Regions from separate parts of the Homo sapiens genome. Here region 2 is linked to region 1. Evidence: chromatin contacts called from ENCODE Hi-C or POLR2A ChIA-PET data. All regions are on one chromosome and are shown on one strand. The core of a region is the stretch at or near the end of the contact, and the rest is flanking DNA. Distances in the headings are between cores, read along the strand shown.

Region 1 (7,491 bases), core at 2,319-4,818:
GATTAAAGCCCTCTAGACTGCACAATGACTAGTACTTTTATCTTCTCAATAACTTATCACAAACATTAATTCAATTTAATTATTAATTTAAATCGATAAGAAATGTTCCCTAAATGTTAGTAGTTATTATCATTACAATTATAACTGTTTAGCCCAGAGTGGATCCAAGTCCATTGATATGTCAATGTTTTTCTATATTATGTATCTTTTTCTTAAAGCAAGATGAGGGAGCTCTCATACTTACATTTTGAATAATACTTCATTATGAGAGCTTTTCTTGTCTTAGCTTTTAGAAAGTTTCTAACAATCAGCCAGATTAAAACTTTTCACTAGCAACTAAAATTGCTAGTGAATTAAAACTGCTAGTGACACATGCAATTACAGACAAATAGTTACACATTTTCCCGCCTTTGCCAAATGACAATGACGGAAAGTTGATAAAGGAAGCTTCTTTACAGAAGAATTCCAGATAATAAATGTAGAGAGATGACAGAATTTCAAAAGCCACTATTTTGTAATCCTTAACAAAGGAATTTATTCAAGGTAAAGATCATCTGAAGCCAAAAGATGAGAGGTTGATGGAGGATACAGTGAGGAATCAGGCCTCCACTCCTTAGATCTACTGATCAGTCTTATTGTCTTAACTGCAAGTGGGGCAAGCATGCCACTTACGTGCTTTCTAATGAGATGCAGGATAAACAATATAGCATCACTTCTGAGTCATTCTTGCCATAGTGACTAACGTGTGTCTTCTCCAGGTTTTATTTTTTTATTTTGAGACAGCGTCTGACTCCATCACCCAGGCTAGAATGCAGTGATGTGATCTCAGCTGGCTGCAACCTCTGCCTCCCTCCTCCAGGTTTTAGATCCAACTTTCAGTTTATAAAAACTCCAGCATTTTCCTTCAGAATTTTGACTAGGCTCAGTGGCTCATGCCTGTAATCCAGCACTTTGGAAGGCTGAGGCAGGAGAATCGCTTGAAGCCAGGAGTTCAAGGCCAATCTGGACAACATAGGGAGACCCCATCTCTACAAAAGATAACCTTTTTCTAATGCTTAGCTGGGCATGGTGGCATACACCTGTAGTTCTAGCTACTTGGGAGGCTAAGGTAGGAGGTTGGCTTGAGCTGAGGAGTTTAAACCTGCCAGTAAGCTGTGATTGTACCACTGCATTCCAGCCTGGGTGACGGAGTGAGATCATGTCTCCAAAAAAAAAAAAAAAAACAACAACAAACAAAATCTAGAAATCAGAGCAGGGACCAGGTAAGTGATACCACAAGGAAGCTGACGGGTATGTGCAGAATATTGAACTATTGGACAACTGAACAAAAAGGGAGACCAAGAAGTGCTTTAGATGAGACAAGTTTTTCCTCATAAAGCTAAACATAAGTGTACACTCTGAAAACATATGTCCATAAAAAGATTTATGCAAAAATATTTATAGCAGCTTTATTCATAATAGCCTAAATTGGAAACAATCTAGATGCTCAGTAAGAGGAGAGTGCATAAACAAATTGTAGTAAATGCGAGCAATGGAATGCAACTCAGTAAAGACACAGATGAACCTCAAGAATATCATGCTGAGCACAAACAGCCATACTCAAAAAGACTACACACTGCAAGCGTGCATTTTATATAAAATTCTAGAACAGGCAAAACTTATCCATGGTGAAAGAAATCAGATAAGCGGTTTGGGGGTGAGGACACAGTTCGCTGCCAAAGCACAGGTGGTAACTTTCTGAGGTGATGGGAATGTTCACTATCTTGATGAGGGTGTGGGTTACCAGGTGTGAGCATTTGTCAACACTCATTAAATTGTATGCTTAATACCTGTGCGTTTCACTATATGTAAGGATAAGTCAGTTAGGGAGGAAGGGGAGGACAAGGAATGGGAGGTGGAGAGAGAGAGAAGGGGAGGGAGGGAGAGAGAGGAGAAAGAGAGAGATAGAGAGACCTAACAACCAGACAACTGCAATAAGTTTTCAAGAAAGCCTAAATGTAGACTGTTTGTATGGTCATTTAGATCAGGGGTGTCCAATCTTTTGGCTTCCCTGGGCCACAGTGGAAGAAGAATTCTTTTACTACACATAAAATACACTAATACTAACGATAGCTGATGAGCTGATAAAGGAAAAATCACACCAAAAAATCTCATGATGTTTTAAGAAAGCTTACGAATTTGCGTTGTGCTGCATTCAAAGCCGTCCTGGGCTGCATGTGGCTCGCAGGCCACGGGTTGAACGAGCTTGATTTAGATGACTCCAAGGAATTATAAAATGTTCTTTTTTTTTTTTTTTTTTGAGACGGAGTCTTGCACTTTCGCCCAGGCTGGAGTGCAGTGGCCGGTCTCAGCTCACTGCAAGCTCCGCCTCCTTGGTCCTCGCCATTCTGCCTCAGCCTCCCAAGTAACTGGGACTACAGGCGCCCGCCACCACGCCCGGCTAATTTTTTGTATTTTTAGTAGAGGCGGGGTTTCACCGTGTTAGCCAGGATGGTCTCGATCTCTTGACCTCGTGATCCACCCCCGTCGGGCTCCCGAAGTGCTGGGATTACAGGCGTGAGCCACGGCGCCCAGCCTACATAATGTTTTTGATGAAATAAGGGCGTGTGGCTATGTAAGAACATGCCAGCCGGGTGCGGTGGTTCACGCCTGTAATCCCAGCGCTTTGGGAGGCCGAGGTGAGCAGATCACTTGAGGTCAGGAGCTCAAGACCAGCCTGGCCAACATGGAGAAATTCTGTCTCTACTAAAAATACAAAAATTAGCCGGGCATGCACCTGTAGTCCCAGCTACTTAGAAGACTGAGGCGGGAGAATCGCTTGAACCTGGGAGGCGGAGGTTGCAGTGAGTCGAAATCGCGCCACTGCACTGCAGCCTGGGGGACAAGAGTGAAACTCCATCTCAAAATAAAATAAAATAAAATAAAATCGGATACATAAAGCAAGAGTGACAAAAACTTGATATTCCAGAACTTGGGTGGTAGGTATGTGGGGATTTATAGTTCTTTTCACTGTTTTGTGTATATTTGAAAAATTTCAAAATAAAAAGAGAGGCTGCCTTAGGTAAACAAAGACAGTATATAATACCCACAGTGTCAAAGCAGAAAGTATATGGACGCTCTCAAAAGTTATTTCTCTTATCAGACCAACTCTCCCTGCTTTCTTCCTGCCTTGGCTGATGATTTACCTTTTATTAAAATTCTCACATTCCAATACCTTGATTACTAATGGTTATATTAATCACTTTTATTTCATATTTCAATCAACAGATCAACATTTATTATTAGCCATGAATATGTGCCGCTGAGAACGTCCGGAAACCTCCTCCTCCTCCCGTTCTCCGTTCCACCCAGAGGAGTCGCTCCCCAGAACGGTCCTTTCTGCCTGGTAGAACCTCGTATCACCACCAGGGGGCGTGCCATCACTGAATTTGCTCCGCGGCTGCTTCAGGAAAGATAAAATCAGCCCCGCAGTCTGAGTAACTGGTTACCAGGGTTTCGGCGCACCCAGGACCGGTGTTTGTCATTGTTTAGGCACGTCTCTGGTGACTTCATTCCACTATACCCAAGTCTTTTTGGGGAAACAATTACCCTATTTGAACAGAACAAGTAAGGCAAATTGGTAACTGGAAGATGACTAGGTGCTTCTACAGGATGTGTTGGGACATCCTGTCTTCCCCTGGGGCTTAGCTTTGGGTGTGGACCCTTCCTTCTCACTTGATGGTTGGGAAAGGATACCCCCCTCTCTGCAGGGGCACAGCCCCTTCTTTGTCCTGGATAGGCCTGGCTAGCAGAGCAGGAGTGAGCTGGCCCGTGTGGACAGGGGCGTCACTGGGGACAGACGAGGGGCCTCGACCTTCAGAAGCCTCTGTGGCAGGGAAGACCCCGAAGATGGCGGGACCGCTCTAAACTGCCAGGCGCTCTGCAGGCTCGGGCGCCCATTCTCTTGCACACCCCTGGGCCTCCCGTTCCCTCTGGCCATGCACTGAGTGCCTGCTGGGCTCCAGGCCACCTTCCTGCTCCGTGAGCCAGGGCTTTAGAGGACACAGGGCTTGAGCGGGAGGATGAGAGAGGGAGGGCTTCTCTCAATCGCAGATCTGATCCTGCCACTTCCCGCTCAAGAAAATCCTTTAGAGGGGGCAGCTTCGGATGGCTCCCTGTGGCCTCCAGTAAAAAGCAGAAGCCCTGTCATGGCCTAGGGGCCTGCACAATCAGCCCCTCCCTCCTCGGTGCCACTCTGCGCTGCCCGTGTTCACTGCCCTCCAGCCCGGGCGGCCTCTCGGTCCCCACTGCCCTGTGCTCACCGAGATGCTGTTGGCTCTGCCTGAAGAGTTCCTCTCCTGGACCCCTCCGTGCTCCCAGCCAAAGGCCTCCCCTCAGGCATTCTTCCTGCATCCTGAGCTTTTCCTTGGAAGCTTCTGCCACAACCATAACCCCATGCTTCCGACTCCCCCACTAGACTCTGAGCAACACAGAAACAACAGCATTTCCATAAAACCTTTTGAAAAACTGAAAATACTCTACGCATCCATCACGACCTCAAGCAGTGAACCAGGTAGCTGAGGCTTTGCTTTCCAAGAAGACTCCAAGGAAAGTGGCACAAAGAGAAAGAAAGTATTTGGGAATGAGAACCCTTCCTGAAGCCTTGGCATCACACCACGGTCAGCAGTCTTCTTTCCCTGTGTGTAAAGCTGACCCTAGCCAGGGATCAAGGGAGATCAGAGCTTATGAAAGGCAGGAGTAACGGCTGAGCAGAGAAGTGGCAGGAGCATGATAGTCATAACCAGACTGCTCAGAGCATAGAGTCCAGAAGCACCCCTTTTGCCTCCCTCTATGATATCTCCCAGTCCCTCCCTGCTCTAGGCCTTCCTAGCAGAGCTATCACCAAAGGGGGCCTCTGGAGGAGAAAAGGAATCAATGTGAAAAATTAAATTCTGGCTACTGTTCCTCTATACATTCATATGTTCATTTAATAGACCAATGGGGTGGTGCATGTGCCAGGCACTGGGATAGGTGCTGGAGATGGCTTTGAAGAGCTCAGACATAGCCAGCTGATGGGGGAGGCCATTAGTAAGAAAATCATTATGGTGCAACAGAAGCACTTTAGCAGCTTCATGTACAAAGAGGACTCCACTAACATAGAGGGACAAAAGCCTGGACCTTCTGGGGATGGAGAGGAGGAAGGCAGGAAGGTGCTAAGTTTAGGGAAGATATACAGAGCAGGTGGGCATTTGAAGATCAGGTTAGCCGGTCAGCCAATAAATGCTTACTGAGTGCCTTCTGGGTGCCAGGCACCCTTATAGGTGCTGGAATGCATCAGGGAAGAAAACAGGCCCTGCCCTCATGGAGGTGGTATTCTAGTGGGGTGGCGGGGAGGGATGCCGCGCATAAATATGAATAAAAAATAGAATAAGTAAGTGCATTCTATAGCGGGTTAGAATGCTGTGGGGAAAATAGAACAGTGTAAGGAGGTCAGGAGAGTTGGAGAGGGGTTTAGCATTTTTGGGGAGGTGGTCAGGTAAGCCTCAAGGAGAAGGTGACATTTGAGCAAGAACTTACCATAAGAGAAGGAATAAGCAGAGCCCAGGTATGGTTACCTGGGGGAAGTGATCCAGACATGGGGAGCAGCCAGGGCAAAAATCCCTGACGCTACAATGTGCTGGCATGTTTGAAGAGCAGCAAGGTCAGTGTGACTGGAGCAGAGGGCAAGGAAGGAGGAGAGAAGGTCAGATTGCAGAGGGCCTTGTGGGGAGTTTTAAAGACCTGGACTTTGACTCTGAGAGAAATGTACCATCATAGGAGCAGCGGTATGCTGGCCAACTAGGTCTCAGAAAAATAAAAATAAAAAGCCCTGGTTTGTAGCATTTGCCAATTTCTGTGGTAAATCTCCCACCTTGGCCTATTTCAAGCCATGAGTGTGGCATTCCTGACCACAGATAGGGGAGAGATGTGCAGGATTGGCCCTCACTAACTAATGCTTGCCATTCCAGCCCACCTCTGCTTTGGAGAATTCTGAGCAGAGATATGACATGATCTGACTGTGTTGCAAGGAGGTCACTCTGGCTGCTGTGTTGAGAGCATACAGGGGGCCAGGGAAGCAAGGGCAGAAGCAGGGAACATTTAGGAAGCTCTTGCAGTGATTCAGGTAAGAGAGGACATGTTCAGAGATTAGGTATTCACTACCAATATGGTGACTCAAAGGCAGATTCTAGGTGTTTTCTGAAGGCAGCATATAGAAGCCCACCTGGATGTCTTGGCAGACAGGATGTGGGTTATGAGAGGAGAGCAATTCAGGGTGGCTCTAAGCTTTGATAGAAGTTTTAGGGGGAATGGGAGGAAAGGCATTCTAGGCATAGGGTACAGCATGTGAAAAGCCACACACATAAGCATACATTCTATTTGGGGACAGAAATGAGGAGTGTGGCTGTTGAACCAGTTATGTGAGCAGAGGGAGCAGATAGGGCTGGTAAAGAGGGTCCTGTTCAGGTGTACCCCAGACAGGAGCCAGAACTTCCAGGCAGTTTTGAAGATATTCCTCCTCCAGGACCGGGAGGAAAATTCTTTTTTTTCTTTTTTTGAGATAGGGTCTTACTTTGCTGCCCAGACTGGAATGCAATGGCATGATCATGGCTCACTGCAGCCTCCACATCCTGGGCTCAAGTGATCCTCTTACCTCAGCCTTCTGAGTAGGTGGGATGACAGGCATGCACCACCATGTCTGGCTACTTTTTAATTTTTTTGTGGAGATGGGGTTTCGCCATATTTCCCAGGCTGGTCTTGAACTCCTGAGCTCAAGTGATCCACCTGCCTCGGCCTCCCAAAGTGCTGGGATTACAGGCATGAGCCACCGCACCTGGCCCCACAGAGTCTTTCTGCACAGCACTTGCAATTGTATTCCAGGTGGATCTTGAACTTCAAACCCCATCTATGCCACAGAATAGTTATTACTTACTCAGATGCAGTCTTGGGATGTTTTTCCTACTTAGATGTTTTGTTTTCCCAGTTAGCCTGGTAGTGTGTGTTCAGGGGCTGACCTAGCCAGGGCTGAACTCACAGAGGCTCTCAGGGATATTTATTGTATTCAGATGACCCAGGCTCCAAAAAAGCAAAGAATAGATATTCAATGTTCACGCTCAGGGTCTGAAGGGGGTATCCATCTGTCTCCACCAAAGATGGAATTCCTTTAAAAGGACCATAAGTGTGTGTGTGTGTGTGTGTGTGTGTGTGTGTGTGTGTGTGTGTCTTTGTAGGTATGTCTGTTTTTGAGGATTAAACATATTAATAACAACTCTCATTTATTAGATGCCTACTGGGCACCAAGAACTTGATATTCTTATTGAAGCCTCACAACAACAACAGTGCAGTGAGGAATGTAATTATGGAATCTCTGATTAACAAGCTGGTCATTAGAATGACATGTGACTCCCTGATTCATTTTATCTTTGGAGATATTTGATGATTCTTACAGCTTATTTATTTGCAAAATAAATTTTA
Region 2 (7,491 bases), core at 4,992-7,491, 170 kb after region 1:
GTCCCCTCTAAATTCATATTGAAATGTTATTCCCAATGTAACAATACTAAGAGGAGGGGCCTTTAAGAGGTGATTCATGGATTAATAGATGAATGGGTTAATAGGTTATCAACAGATCGGGTCTGTTATAAAAGCCAGTTTGCATGTTCTTTTCCTGTTGCCATGTGATGCCCTGTACCACCTCAGGACTCTCTGGAGAGTTCCCATCAGCAAGAAGGCCCTCATCAGATGCAGCTCCTCAGTCTTGGACTTTCAGCTTCTAGAACTGTAAAAACTGAATTTCTTTTCTTTATAAACTACCCAGTCTCAGGTATTCTGTTAGAGGAACAAAAAACGGACTAAGACAACACCAATCTCAATTAGGTCCTCAGTGCTGCAAGATAATCCTCCTACCCTTCCTTAATATATTCATTTTCCTCATCTCTTAGATGACTGCTTCACTTTTCACATCTTTTCTCAAACCCCCAACACCTCTCCCCCTCCTTATTCTCAGCTGAGGATCTTGCTTCATGTCTTATTAGGAAAGCAGCAAAAAGCCTTAGATGAGAAATTCTGCTACATCTGCCCACCCACCTGCATTTACACCTGTAGGTGCTGCCTGTCCCTCGATAACAGATGAACTGACTACATTCCTAAGGCCAGCCTGTACACTTGAATACCAGATTCCATTCCTCTTTCCCTCTCAAAGACATTCTCATCTTTTTTTATTAATTTTCCCCTCTTGACTGGATCATTTTCCCTGCCATACATTGTTATTTTTCTCAACTTAAAAAGCAAAAACAAAAATACCCTCCAGCACCGCTAGATTCTTCTGCTCCTTTGCATCAAAACTCCTTAAAGGTGTCCTATCTCTATCTGTTTCTACTTCCTCTCCTCCCCTTTTATGGTATTTGTCTATATACCCTCATTTTATTTCTGTACTTAGAGAAAATAAATGTAAAAAAGAGAAAAATGGTCATTAAATGTGACAATTCTTATCTGAGCATTATAAAAAAGTTGATTAAGGTAAAGAAAAGTAAATGCCAATTTTTCCTTTGGATGGTTGAAATAAAAATAATATTTTAATAATAACAATAGCTTATGTTTACTAAGGACTTACTACATACTACACCTTAATCAGGCACTTCAGATGTGTTTTTTCCTTTAATTTTTATGACAAAAACTCTATGAGAATAGTACTGAGTTACTCCAAATTTTATAGATAAGGAAACCAAGGCATACAGAATTCAAATAGTTAAAAGCTATTTTGTCTCAAATGCACTCCAACCAAGCACTCGCTCCTACCGCCCCACTGAAGTAGCTCTTGCAGTCACTACTGACCTCCATGCTGCCAAATCCAGTGGTCCAATCTCAGCCCTCTTTATACTTGACCTGTCTTCAGCACTCAACACAGTTGCTCACTCCCTTTTCTTCAAAACACATCTTTTTCACTTAGTTTTGGAGACTCACTTGCTTCTCCTTTTTAGCTCTGTGGCTGTTGTTTCTGTCTTCTTTGCTGGTTCCACCTCATTTCCCTGACTAGTGGAGTGTCCCAAGTACCCAATGGCCCAATCATTAGACATCTTCTTTATCTATACTTCCCCACTTGGGAATCTCACCCAGGGAGGGTCATGGCTTGGAAGCAATCCAAGCAGGGAGATTCTAATTTATGTCTTTAGCTACACTTCTCCTCTAAACTCTGGAACTTTCTACATATTACAGCACTTGATATCTCCACATGAATATCTGATAGGCATCTCAAACTTGATGTGTCCAAAACCAAATGTCTGATTACCTGCCTACTCCCACCCCAAATCTGCGTGTCCTACAGGATTTTCATCTTAGTAAATGACAGGTCTGTGCTTCTAGTTGTTTAGGCCAACAACTTGGGAGTCATTCATGATTATTTGCTTTTGTTCACACTTGATATCCAGTCTGTCAGCAAATCTTGTGATTCCACCTTCAACATATATCTGGAATATGACAACATCAACTGTATCAACTGTTGCCATCCTGGTTCAAGCCACTATCAATTTCTCCTGGATTATTGCAATAGTCTCCTAATTAGTGATGTTATATCCAGTCTTGCCTCTTCCAATCTTCTTAACAGAGTAAACAAAATGATCCCTTTAAAACCCAAGTTTTTAGCCATTCCTCTGCTCAAAACCCTCTAGTGGCTTCCATCTCATAGGCAGCACATGCTCCTGTCCTCCTGTGGTCCCAAATGCCCTACATGATGGGAACGCTGCCCTCCTCTCACCCCCTTCCTCTCCAAATACTCTTTCCCTCCCTGCTGCAACTCCGGTCACACTGTCTTCCAAACACACCTGGCATGCTCCCACCTCAAGAACTTTGCCTATGGTATTCTTCTGGTCTCTACTTCTTCCCCCAGGGTCCTTCCCTTCCCACCTTTTGTCCTCTGCTCAGATGCCACTGTATTAGTGAGGCCTTCCCTAGCTACCCTATAAAAATTAGTAATGTCCTCTCCCTCCCTTAACCCAAACCTCCCTTTCCTTTTCCCTTGCTCTGTTGTTCTCCATAGCACTTACCACAATTTGATAATTCCATATATTATCTATGTATTTATTGACTGTCTGCCCCTAAGCTTCATGAGAGAGAAATTTTATCTTGTCTACCTTCATATTTTCAGCACCTAGAACTGTGCCTGGCACCTAGTGTTTAACAAACATTATTCGTATAAATAATGCATTAATTGTAGCTTTATTACCATAAAATATTATTACTGATGTTGTTATGTTAGTTCAGATTTTTCCTTCTTTAGGTAGCTAATTTCTATTCACCCTCCAAGACTTCAGTTAGGAATCCCAAAATCCTACAGGTTTTCCTTTGTCTCCAAGGCTGCATTAGTGTCCCCTCTCTAAGCTCCCGTGGGAAACTGAGCACATCTCTATCACAGAGCAGACCTCGGTCAGATGATAATGTCTATTTACCTGGATTACCAGCAGGGCATATTATCTTTTTTTTTTTTTTCTTAAGAGACAGGATCTTGCTCTGTTGCCTGGGCTGGAGTGGAGTACAGGGGTGGTGTGATCATAGCTCACTGCAGCCAGCCTCAAACTCCTGGGCTCAAGTGATCCTCCTGCCTCAGCCACATAAGTAGTTGGGACTACAGGCACATGCCACTGTGCCTGGCAAATGTTTTAATTTTTATTTTTGTAGAGATGGGCTCTCACTTTGTTGCCCAGGCTTGTCTCAAACCCCTGGATTCAAGCAATCCTCTTGCCTTGGCTTCCCAAAGTGCTGGGATTACAGGTGTGAACCACAGCACCCGACCATGGTATGTTTTATCAGGGGCCTCCCACAATGTTTGGCAAACATCAAGTAGATGTTTGAAGGCAGGAAGAAGGGAAGGATGAAGGAAGAAAGGAAAGAGGAAGGAACTAAGGGAAGAATGATGAAAGATAGGCTATGGCTTTCCTTTCAATGAAAAAAAATCAAATACTTAACAAATTTCAGCTAACATACACTTTAGGAATACTGCAGACTTCCTTTTCTCAAAAAAAATTGTGGCAAAATGCACATAAAAATTTACAGTTTTAATTTATTTTATTTTATTTTATTATTATTATACTTTAAGTTTTAGGGTACATATGCACAATGTGTAGGTTAGTTACATATGTATACATGTGCCATGCTGGTGTGCTGCACCCATTAACTCGTCATTTAGCATTAGGTATATCTCCTAAAGCTATCCCTTCCCCCTCCCCCCAATTATTTTTAACTGTGTAGCTCAGTGGTATTAAGTACATTCACATTGTTGTGCAACCATCCACCACCAGAACACTTTTCATCTTGCAAAACTGAAACTCTGTACCTGTTAAGCAATAACTCTTCATTTCCCCCTTTCCCCAGCCCCTGGAAACTATGATTTAACTTTCTATCTATGATTTTGACTATAGGTACGTTTTATCAGTGGAATAATAAAATACGTGTCTTTTTGTGACTGGCATAATGTCTTCAAGGTTCATCCACTTGGTAGCATGTATCAGAATTTCATCCATTTTTAAGGCTGAATAATACTTCATTGTGTGTACATATTTTGCTTAAACGTTTATCTGTCAATGCACACAAGTTGTTTTCACTTTTTGGCTATTGTAAATAATATTGCTATGAACATGAGTGTGCCAATATATGTTCAAGTCCCTGCTTTTCTTTTCTTTCTTTCTTTTTTTTTTTTTTTTCTGAGACAGGGTCTCACTCTGTCACCCAGGACGAAGTGCAGTGGCATGATCTCAGTTCGCTGCAGCCTCGACCTCCTGGACTCAAGCAATCATCCTACCTCAGCCTCCCAAATAGCTGGGACTACAAGTGCATGCCACCACACCCGGCTAAAGTTTGTATTTTTTGTAGAGACAGGGTTTTGCCATGTTGCCCAGGCTGAAGTCCCTGCTTTCAATTCTTTTAGGTGTATATCAAGAATTAGAATAGCTTGACTATATGATAGTTCAATTTTTAATTTTTTGAGGAACTGCCATACTGTTTTCTATAGTGGCTGCACTATTTTACATTCCTACAACAGTGCACAAAGGCTACAATTTCTCCACGTCCTCACTAATAATTATTTTCTGTTTTTTCTTTTTTAAAAAAATAGCAGCCATGCTAATGTGTATCAGGTGGTACAGACTTCCTTTTAAAATCTAAGTACATCTGCAAATAGATGCAAGCCCTCAGCTATAGGTCATTAGCCTGAAAGGTAGCCAGCAGTCCTGAGATGAGCTTCTGGGATTTGTTCACCGGCTGCACTCCCTTTTCTCTGCTGGCTCCCTTGCTGGTTTCTAGCAGAGCCCCACAGACCACTATTGAGCAACTTCTGGGGTGTAAAGTCTCACAATCCCTGATGCCCAGCTGCTCAGCAGCATTAAATATACACTGTGAACTGTACTCTCCTCTCTTCTCCAGCAGCCCTGGTGCTTACTTTCTGTTAGTGTGTGGGGTTGCCTCTCCGTACTCATGGGTCCAACTCCTCCCTAAAATTCCATAGTTCACAGAAGGCAACTGAGGTTTACTTGCAGAAAAGAGATAGCATAAGGACAATTAAGCAGTCTGAGTGAGTTATAAAACAAAATAAAAAGAAAGTGAGGACAGGTTCTGAGGACTTCTTGTAGTGTGGGCTAACAAGGACAAGTGAAGGAACACCTGGCAGGCTCTTCCCGCAACTGCATACCCCAGCATATCAGCCCATCACCCGTGGAGTCCAACTCTGTTCTTAGGGAGCTTTGGTGTGGCCTTGGATTATTTCCTCCATATCACAGACAATTCTAAAAATATTTCCAAAAACTTCCTTATGTGCAGGATAATGGAAGGGAAGCTGTGATTTAAAAATGTTAATTTAACAATGAACTGTTTTGCTTGGCAAGTCAGTAAACCTCATCGTGTCTGTTTTCTCAGCTATAAAATGAAACTCTTGGACAAAATGTCTTAAGGACCCTGCCAGCTCTAAATAATTTTAATTCCAAAACTTTGGGGGACCAAAAAAAAAATCCTTTTACTTTTAGAAATGTTTATATATATATAGTTATATACTTTATCTTGGATATATTCAGCCCATAAATTTTTGAGTAGTCTAATGTTTAAATAAGTGAGTGGTTTTCTAAATATAACTTAGGCAGAGCAGTTCACTTGGGGTTATGCTGGCTGAATTTCAAGTAATCCACCAAGTGGATAATTCACATATGGTCAAGCATTAGAAGGCTCCAACCAGTCTTTAAAAGGCCTGAGAGTCAAAGCAATTCTATCTTATTCTGCACTGTATGGTGACCTGGTTAATACAGAGTAAACCTCTGAAAATGTAGGCTTGAATGTTTGTTGCTGTTTGTCGTCTGCCAGAAAATTGTAAATTTGCGTGTCTGCATTTGCAGAGAGGGCTGTGACTTCTCAGTCATTTGCCCTCTTAGCCATCAATTTTTCTCTTCTAAAAGCACAGCCAAAAATGTCACTGGATTAACTGTAAATATGAAAAGCTGCCTCAGAAGCAAATATAATACCAAGTGCTCAGTGGTACTCAAAGGATAAATTTCCCACGTTTCACTCCCTTTTATTCATTTACTCACTGTCAAATTCACATTGCAAACAGTGTAAAAAGAGACAAAATTCAGAATTGTCATCAGCTCCCAGAGGATCACCAGGATTGAAAGGTAAAAAGCCTGTTATTGCTATGGGCCAGGAGCTGTTTTAATGGCTTTCCCAGCCTGTTGAGAGTCATTTCAGGATGCTGAGTCAAAGAGAGTGAAACTTGGAGTGACCCAGCTGTTAGTCTCTGGCATACCTTTTAACTGATGTCACCAGGCATTTCTTAGAGAGTAGAGTAAGCCACTGTTCTTCTGCCAGTCATGTTCATTTTTGTCAGTTTTTTAAGTAAAAATATTACTTTATAGAAAATAATCCTTAATAGCTACTCATTCAGTCATTCTATATTCTGGATAAACTTTAAAAATAAAGTTAAACATGCTGCCCATGACTTGATGTGTGTTTTTTGTTTGTTTGTTTCTGTTTGTTTGTTTTGTTTTGTATTTGAGACAAGGTCTCACTCTGTCACCCAGGCTAGAGTGCAGTGGCATGATCTTGGCTCACTGCAAATTCCGCCTCCAGGGTTCAAGTGATTCTCCCACCTCAGCCTCCGAGTAGCTGGGACTACAGGCACATGCCACCACACCCAGCTAATTTTCGTATTTTTAGTAGAGACAGGGGTTTCACCATGTTGCTCAGGTTGGTCTTGAACTCCTGTCCTCAAGTGACCCACTTGCCTCGACCACCCAAAGTGCTGGGATTACAGGTGTGAGCCATCGTGCCCAGGCTGATGTGTAATTTTTTTAAATGTGCCAGTAGTTAGTACAAACAGAAGAGAATCTCCTAGATAGTTCTCCATTTTTAAACCACTTAACACTCATTTTAGTAGCATTCAGTGTATAGGATAGATACAAATAAAATGAATTACTTTAATGATTCTAAAATAGGTTTGCAGTTTCTGTTTGAAAATTTTTATTATCAATTGTATCAGTTCAGGAAACAAACCACTCTGCTATTAAAATAGGCAGAAGAGCATTTAAAATAGGGAATTGGGTGCTTTCAAAATTGCTGGGGAGGTTGTTAGGAGTGTGTCTGTTCAGGCTGCTATAACAAAATACCATATACTTGGTAGCTTATAAACAACAGAAATTAATTTCTCGTAGTTCTAGAGGCTGGGAAGTCCAAGATCAAGAAAGACCATCCTTCATATATGGACATCTTCTCACTGTTTCCTCACATGGTGGAAGGGGCTAGCTAGCTGTCTGGGGTCTCTGTTATAAGGACACTAATTTTAATAGTGAGAAGTGTGCCCTTATGACCTAATCACCTCCCAAAGGCCCCACTTGCTAATACCATGACCTTGGGGGTTAGGATGTCAGTATATGCATTCCGAGGGACACAAATATTCAGACCACAGCATTCAGGCCCTGCCCGCCCCCCCCCCACCCGCCAAAATTTATGTCTTTCTCACATGCAAAATGCACT

The links. A loop is a pair of places that touch in the nucleus more often than their neighbours do. ChIA-PET counts read pairs that join two places held with the same protein, here RNA polymerase II (POLR2A). Pooled maps may share reads with other maps.
Region 2: a loop to region 1 is called in a map of mammary epithelial cell, with 5 times the contacts of the local background. The contact joins two enhancer-like sites. A Hi-C loop is called at or near these places in 13 of 168 maps with a recorded cell type or tissue (IMR-90, aorta, ascending aorta and 9 more), 9 of 37 single-sample maps with no recorded cell type and 23 of 50 pooled maps. POLR2A ChIA-PET finds 5 or more read pairs at or near these places in 3 of 52 experiments (OCI-LY7, WTC11 and endothelial cell of umbilical vein).

What each region holds. Positions count from the first base shown.
Region 1 is chr2:48,416,833-48,424,323 of GRCh38, reverse strand. No RefSeq gene overlaps it. Among named protein-coding and RNA genes, the nearest start is that of PPP1R21, 20 kb to the left of the region's middle. Within about 2 kb of position 3,568, at least 11 of the 41 ENCODE cell types and tissues checked have a DNase peak (open chromatin) inside an H3K27ac peak, as active enhancers do; they include mammary epithelial cell, where a contact is called at or near this core.
Region 2 is chr2:48,247,486-48,254,976 of GRCh38, reverse strand. It overlaps LOC102724008 (a long non-coding RNA gene), which reads right to left and starts at 1,474. Exons shown (of 3, transcript XR_001739457.2): 1 at 1,321-1,474. Within about 2 kb of position 6,241, at least 8 of the 41 ENCODE cell types and tissues checked have a DNase peak (open chromatin) inside an H3K27ac peak, as active enhancers do; they include mammary epithelial cell, where a contact is called at or near this core.